2 separate regions of the Homo sapiens genome follow, and region 2 is linked to region 1. A link is a contact called in ENCODE Hi-C or POLR2A ChIA-PET data. All regions are on one chromosome and are shown on one strand. Each heading gives the region's core, a stretch centred on a gene start or an enhancer-like site at or near the end of the contact. The rest is flanking DNA. Distances are from core to core; before and after follow the strand shown. Region 1 holds the start of PANK1-AS1 (PANK1 antisense RNA 1). Region 2 holds the start of TNKS2 (tankyrase 2).

The links. Hi-C counts contacts between places; a loop is a spot of excess contacts on that map. ChIA-PET counts read pairs that join two places held with the same protein, here RNA polymerase II (POLR2A). Pooled maps may share reads with other maps.
Region 2: a loop to region 1 is called in a pooled map, with 11 times the contacts of the local background. The contact joins the promoter of TNKS2 here to the promoter of PANK1-AS1 in region 1. A Hi-C loop is called at or near these places in 1 of 37 single-sample maps with no recorded cell type and 10 of 50 pooled maps. POLR2A ChIA-PET finds 5 or more read pairs at or near these places in 1 of 52 experiments (H1).

Annotation. Positions count from the first base shown.
Region 1 is chr10:89,642,527-89,646,189 of GRCh38, forward strand. PANK1-AS1 (PANK1 antisense RNA 1) reads left to right here and starts at 1,588. Exons shown (of 5, transcript NR_184344.1): 1 at 1,588-1,673. PANK1 (pantothenate kinase 1) reads right to left here and starts at 2,716. Exons shown (of 7, transcript NM_148977.3): 1 at 2,074-2,716. The coding sequence starts at 2,365. RefSeq lists silencers at 1,490-1,539, 2,240-2,719.
Region 2 is chr10:91,796,673-91,800,335 of GRCh38, forward strand. TNKS2 (tankyrase 2) reads left to right here and starts at 1,754. Exons shown (of 27, transcript NM_025235.4): 1 at 1,754-2,217. The coding sequence starts at 2,019. It overlaps TNKS2-DT (TNKS2 divergent transcript), which reads right to left and starts at 1,619. Exons shown (of 2, transcript NR_108071.1): 1 at 1,565-1,619. RefSeq lists an enhancer at 1,463-1,632 and a silencer at 1,713-2,122.

The DNA.
Region 1 (3,663 bases), core at 338-2,837:
ATCTGTCAGTCATCAGCAAATAGGAATAAGCTTAGAGTATGTAAATACTCACAGAGTACCTAAATATTCCTCTTAGAGTACCTAATTCCTCTTAGAGTAACTAAATATCAACTGATTGGACAATATTCTTTTTATAAAGATATGTGAATGTCAATAGGCAAGGCACAAAGATATTAAGTTAAGCCATTTTTAACTAAGAAATTTTGGTAGTGAAAAGGCCAGATGTGACTCCTAGGAACATGTAAAATTTATTTCAGACATGATTGTTCAAATCTGAGAGAAGAAAACATGGTAAATAATGTAAATCCAATTTTGACGAACCGTTTTTTAAAAATTATAAGTAACAATCGTGGTCATGAAACTTAAAACAACTAGGATTTTTATTCTGTAAGAAACATAAACCACTTTAATTTCTGATACAAAGCACACAGGCAGATAGTTACATTTTCTTGTATTTTAAAATAATTTCTGTGGGTTTGCAAGCACAAGTTAAGGCTCAGGTTAGTTTTTCTCTGTCTTCAAGATATTCCTAGAGGGTGTATTTTCAATTCCTCAGAAGTTATTTCAAGAGGTGTTATATCCTCAATTAAACATAGAAGATTAAGCTAGAAGCTCCCTTTCATTATATTTTAGCTATTTTCATTGCAAACTCTAGTACAATCTGTCAATGTAGATAAGAGAAATAACTGAAGTATAGCTTCAAAATAAGTGAAACAGGTTTATAAATCACAGGTAATCAATATTAAGTCCTGACTTTTAAAATATTAATACTAATGAAAGTCATTTTCTAACAAGTATCAAAAACAAAAGCAAATAAAAATTCAGGTGCTAGATTACAACCTTACACCTTACAACTGTAGCCAAATCTGCTGTTTGGCTTTAAAGTTCCACACAAAATCTTAACCTACAAATTTAACATTTCAAACCCACAAAATACAAGTACCAGAGTCACCCACAGTCATGTCAAAGGGCTTTCCAAGGTCTTAGAAACCTTAATCCAATACAGAAAAGCTAAGAGTCAAAAAGACATAGAAACAGGGAAAAGTGAAGGTGTTATTTGCCAAACATTAAACTTTCACAGAAATCCAAAACCTACTTAACAATTTCCCTATATCGAACAGCATAACCTCTATGCAAATGCAGTCATTTATTAGCATTTACTGTACTTACTTTGCTTTTTGCCATTTATAAGCTTCATTAAAGACACCCACAAAGAAGTAACCAGTTGAATGAGCTTCAGTCAAGAAAAACCAGCTGTAAACTCGACCTACAAATTTACATCCCACAGCGTCCTGTGGGGAAGGTACACTTTACAAACTACCATTATATATACAAGCTTTAGATTGTGAAATAATGCACTTCGGCTTTCTCCGGTGTACATTACAATTACAAACCCTCAACTCAACCTCCCCCTTCGTTGAAAAAAAAAATCCACCTCCAATCCTCATTGGTCCACATAGTTCCGGCCCACATGGTATCAGTGGGTGTGTCCCTCCCAAAAAACCCTCTCATTGGCCGTGAAGAAACAGCTTCTAATAGGCTGTGATTTTGGGGGGTAGTTAAACTCCACGCCTCCAGACTTGCGCTCTCCAATAGACCCGAGACGCTGCTGGCTACTCTGTGATTCAAAGGGCAGGCAACCCCAGTAGGACGCGCTCAGAGAAGCGAGAGGGGTGAGAAAGGAGAGAGCACCCTCGGTGTGCCGCCCACTTTATCCTCACTCCTGGACCCCAGCAAATGTTCACACACCTGCGTTTTCCCAGCCACCAATTAGAAGGGCGGACAGAGCGTTCGCTTATTATATATCCTTGACCTAGGGACCCGCTCAAGCTTCGTGTCCAATCCTCGTTCTACTGATAGAAGCGAGCAAAGGGCAGGCTCAGGCAAAGACCTGTAGTGCTTGATGTCCCCTAGGAAAAGAATCAGTCCCGGGAACCTACTCTGTGCAGTCCCTCGACCGCAGACGCGGGGGCGCACGGGGCGTGCTGCGGCGCCTGCCTCAGCCGCTCCCAGTCCCGGGCCCCGCACGCTGCGTCTGCCTTGCGCCCGCGCTCCCCTCCCAGCGGGACTTACGCGGCCTGTTCTTTCTCCCCGAGTCCATCCTCCTCCGCAGCCGGCATTTCTTGGCCGGGGAGTCATGCTGAGGGAGCAGTGGCTGCGGCTGCAGCTCCGGCAGGAGCGGGAGGCGCTGGGGCGCCGCGTCGCTGCCGCCCACTGGACCCCGGCTGCAGACGTGCGGCGGCTGGACTGGCGGCGGATGGAAGCCGTTGTGCAGCAGCCCGTTCACAGCGGCGGCGCTGGTGCCCACGGGGGCCCCTGGAGAGTGCGGGACCGAGCGCTCCTGCTGCCCGCTGCGGTCGCCCATGCCGGGGGCTGGCGGGGCTGTGCGCGGGCCCCGGCTCAGGCGGCCTCGCTGGAGGTCATTCTCCGGCGTCTTTATTTCCCCGGATCCTCCCTGCGGCTTCCGATTCAGCAGCCGCAGAGCCGGCGCCTGGGGATGGCGAACCCGGCGCTCCTCCCCTCCTCCTGCCGACTCCCCCACCTCCTCTGCGCCCTGCCCCCCGCGCGCCGGCCCCACGGCGCCGGCCTGGAGCACGCCAGCCCCGGGCGCGGAATCGGGGATCCCCGCGCACCCCCAGCCGGGGCTCCCGCCGCCCGCCTTCCCCTGATCCCCAGGCCGCGCGACTTCAAACGCGGCTTCCTCGCCTCCCAGACTGGTCCCCGCCACTGAGCATGCCCAGTCCTGCCCGCCACCGCCACCGACGAGTTTCAACATGGGGAATCAAGTTCTCTGGGCTTGCAGAGAGGAGATGGGCGGGTTGGGCTTTGTATGGCGATGTGAAAACCAGATGGGTCTGGGAGAGACAGCGAAAGGAGCGAACCGTTTCAGGAGGAATACGGGAGGAAGACAATTATTTGCAGAGGTGTCAGGTTTGCTAATCCTGTCCCCAGTGAGCAAGATACCTTTGCAAGGTCATTCACGTTACCCTCCCCGCTTTGTGAGTGTGTGCTTACGCGCGCGCGCGTGTGTGCCTGTGCGTTTGGTTAAGTGACCAAACTACTTAGAGGCCTGAGGGGAGGGAGAACAATTATTTATAGAAAAGTTGGCAGACTTGGGGAGGGAGGGGAGTGAAATTTCTTTGCTGGCACGCACACACACTCAAACACCATGTGGTCTCATGGAGTTGTCTTTTGCAGGGAGGAAACCTAGGAATACAGTGTAAGGACAGTGAAGGACAAAACTGTAGGCAGGATTAATCGGTGCTGAAAGAGATCAAGTAAACAGGAGCAATTCCATGCTATAAAAAGCACTTTCCTCACCCAGAAAGGACTTCAAAAGACAATGTCATGTTATTTATAGAGTAAGGAGTTGCCTCTTCTAAGAAGGGAAGGCGGCATCACGTGGTGACCAGCACTACGAGCTTTGGAGTTAGCACTGGGTTCAAATTCCAACTCAGCCACTGAGCAAACCCAGATAACGTTAATGCTCAAGGTAACACTTCTAGCAATAGGAAACGGGACTGTCCATGCTCACTATGCAGGACTAATTTGGGTGGTGAATACCTTCCCAAAGTTATGCAATCTCTTGAGGCCTCACTTTCCTATCCATAATGGGGCTGTTGTGAGAAAATCTACTAAAAGTACCTGGTACAATCCTGGCAC
Region 2 (3,663 bases), core at 504-3,003, 2.2 Mb after region 1:
ACCTCTGCTAGCTTTTAACTTGTCTTCTGCAACTTCCTCAGGTCTCTCAGCCTTCACAAAATTGAAGGCAGTTAGGGCTTTGCTCTGGATTCAGCTTTGGCTTAAGGAAATCTTGTGGCTGGTTTGACCTTCTATCCAGACCACTCAAACGTTCTTCGTATCAGCAGTAAGTCTGTTTCACTTTCTTATCATTCATGTGTTCACTGGAGTAGCACTTTTAATTTCCTTCAAAAACTTCTCATTTGCATTCACAACTTGGCTGTTTGGTGCAAGGGGGCCTATCTCAGCTTTCAACATGCCTTCTGCACTAAGATGAATCATTTCTAGCTTTTGATTTAAAGTGAGAGATACGCAACTTTTCCTTTCACTTGAACACCTAGAAAACCATTGCAGAGTTCTTAATTGGCCTAATTTCAATATTATTGTGTTTAAGGGAACAGATAGGCCCCAGGAGAGGGAGAGAGATGGCAGAGTAGCCTGTCAGTGGGGCAGTCAGAACATACACATTTATTGATTGATTGCTGTCTTCTATGGGTGTGGTTTGTGGTGCCTCAAAACAATTACAACAGTGATTTCAACTTATCACTGATCATAGATCACCATAGCAGATTTATGGGAAGAAAAATGATAAACGCAATCATATTGGTAGTGTTCTAGTCCTAGGTTCGTTCATGCATGTTCATGTTATTGATAAGCACCATAACTTCAATTTCATATGTATAAAAATGCTCAAAAAAGTGTACATCCTCTTTTAGCACTGTAGTGAGTCAACATTCCCCAACAAAAACTGGATTTCCTGAAAAACAGGTTAAGGTAGGAGGTTGGGGGGGGGATGCTTTTCAGAATGGCAAAGGTCAACATGTATCATCTTCTGTAAGTAAAATGTATGTATAGGCATACCTTTCTTTCAGTTTAAGACAAGGGGGTGTAGTGGGGAATTATCGTGTAAAACTACACCAGTATCTTAAGCATGAAAATCAATTATATGCTTTTCTTTTGTTTGTTGGTCAAAGAAAAAGATTATAACTCAGAAAACTTTCTTGGAGATGCGTATGCTCAGTGTATCCAAACTTTAGGCATGTCAGGTACAATATTGATTTACAAAAAGTTCCTCTAATCAATCCTGAGCTAATAACTTACTGTGGAAAGAGTAATTGATCAGAGCCATCCCTCCAATTGGAGTCAACTTCCATGACTGTTCGGATTTCCTTTATTTTGGGGGCAGTTCATCCAAACTTCTATTAAACGGCAACTAGTTCACTTTTGAGAAGTGGTTTACAAGAAACAACAACAACAACAACAAAGCAGTTGCGGAGGAAAGAAAAGAGACAAAGTAAAAAAAACGGAAAAGAAATCTCCCAGGAGAAAGGGATGTGGAAGCTGAAAACACGGACAATTTCCACAGTAAGACTTCCAAAAGAATGTGCAAGATCCGAGCAAAACTTTCAAGGGCTCTTTTTCAGTGTAATGGTAGTGAGAAAGTTCAGCCTGGAAAGCCCAGGGCTTAAAACAACAACAACAAAAAACACAATATGCAGGATCGTTCGGCTTCAGCAGAACCCACCGCAAAGATGGCGGTGGGACGAAGCCCCTTCTCCCGCCGCCGAAGCCTCTCGCCTCACATTTCCCACAAACCCTTCGCGCCGCCTCGCTAGCCGAAACCTGCCCAGCCGGTGCCCGGCCACTGCGCACGCGCGGGACGACGTCACGTGCGCTCCCGGGGCTGGACGGAGCTGGCAGGAGGGGCCTTGCCAGCTTCCGCCGCCGCGTCGTTTCAGGACCCGGACGGCGGATTCGCGCTGCCTCCGCCGCCGCGGGGCAGCCGGGGGGCAGGGAGCCCAGCGAGGGGCGCGCGTGGGCGCGGCCATGGGACTGCGCCGGATCCGGTGACAGCAGGGAGCCAAGCGGCCCGGGCCCTGAGCGCGTCTTCTCCGGGGGGCCTCGCCCTCCTGCTCGCGGGGCCGGGGCTCCTGCTCCGGTTGCTGGCGCTGTTGCTGGCTGTGGCGGCGGCCAGGATCATGTCGGGTCGCCGCTGCGCCGGCGGGGGAGCGGCCTGCGCGAGCGCCGCGGCCGAGGCCGTGGAGCCGGCCGCCCGAGAGCTGTTCGAGGCGTGCCGCAACGGGGACGTGGAACGAGTCAAGAGGCTGGTGACGCCTGAGAAGGTGAACAGCCGCGACACGGCGGGCAGGAAATCCACCCCGCTGCACTTCGCCGCAGGTAACCGGGGCCAGCGTCCCCTCGCCTCGCTCCAGACCCCACCTGCGCAGCCGGGGCCCACAGGTCTGAAACCAGTGCTCCTCCGCCTCCCGACCTTTCTCCAGGACTCTGGTCCTGGTGATCTCGCTCTCTTCCAGTGGGGACTAAGGAGATTAGGGGTAGGGTGAGCGTGCCACACTCGCTGGAAGTTTTTTGTTTTGTCTTGGTTTGGTTTTTTTGCCAGGTGTTGGGGGTGGTTTGGGGTTTTGGCTTTGTTTTGTTTTACAGTATCAACAATACCTGTACCAACTTCCGGTCTTGTTACCCTAGAAGGCCTCTACACACAAGAAAGAGTAGGGGACGTAGTTGATAGACCTTATGATTTAAAAGGTCAGTTACCTCCAAAATTTTTCGTTCTTGCAAGTTCCATTTGGGTTAAGGTCTTGAAGGACTTTGTAAAATACAAGGATGTAATTTAGGAGGAGTAGCTTAATAGGACGTTGACACATTAGCGTTAATTGGTTTATCAGAATAGCCAATCATTACCAAGTTTCTGGAGTGACTAGAACGGGAAATAGGCAAGTTTGGGAGAACTGAAACCTGACTTAGGCTGGGTGCGGGAAGCCTTAGACACACACACATACAAGTTGGGCGGAAAGTGGTAGTATAAGAGAAAAGATAGTGCAAGTACTTTAGCTTGAATCTAGAATTTAAGTTGGGACTAACCTTGCTTCATTCTGAAATTTAGATCGTTTGAATTACATTATTTTAATATTTATTAGGTTCACTTTATGATTTAAGCATATTAAATTTAGTCGAAAAATTTAAAAGAGCCATAGATGGGATATTCAGCTTATTCCCATAAAGCATGCATGCTGTTCACTTGTAGGAAAGATGATGACTGTTTCTAACTTCAGGTGAGTCATGCGTGATTGAAAATGGGAGTACCTCCTCTTACCTCTGACAATCCTGGTTTTTTGTTTTGTGTATTTCATGATTGTTTAAAACAATTTTTTGAAAAATCGGGGAATACCTTTTAAAGTACTCCTGTTCTTTTGGGGCTAGATTGATGAAGAGAAAAGGAGCAGTGAGAAATATTTCCTCTTTCACAGATATTACTTTTACACTTTCTACCAATTGGAGATTTGTTCGCTTTAACCTGTTCCAGATTTTAAATGTAAATACTACCAGGAGGTATGCTTTTTTGATCAATTGCACCTTTGTTGGATTTCCATTGGGGAGTCTTTTAAAAAGAAGAAAGTTTAGGGAACCTAGGTGGGAGAACTAGAAACGGTTTGTGGGCAATGGAAAGAGAAGGAAGAATACTTAAGTCAAACACACCTAGTTAGCCTTTTTGCCCGAAATTTCGGTGGTAAGTGCTGCCGTTCTTCAGCTAATTTAGGTTGTCCTGTTTGACCATGTAGTCAACATTTAAACAACTCATTTGGCAAACTGTCACGATCAACT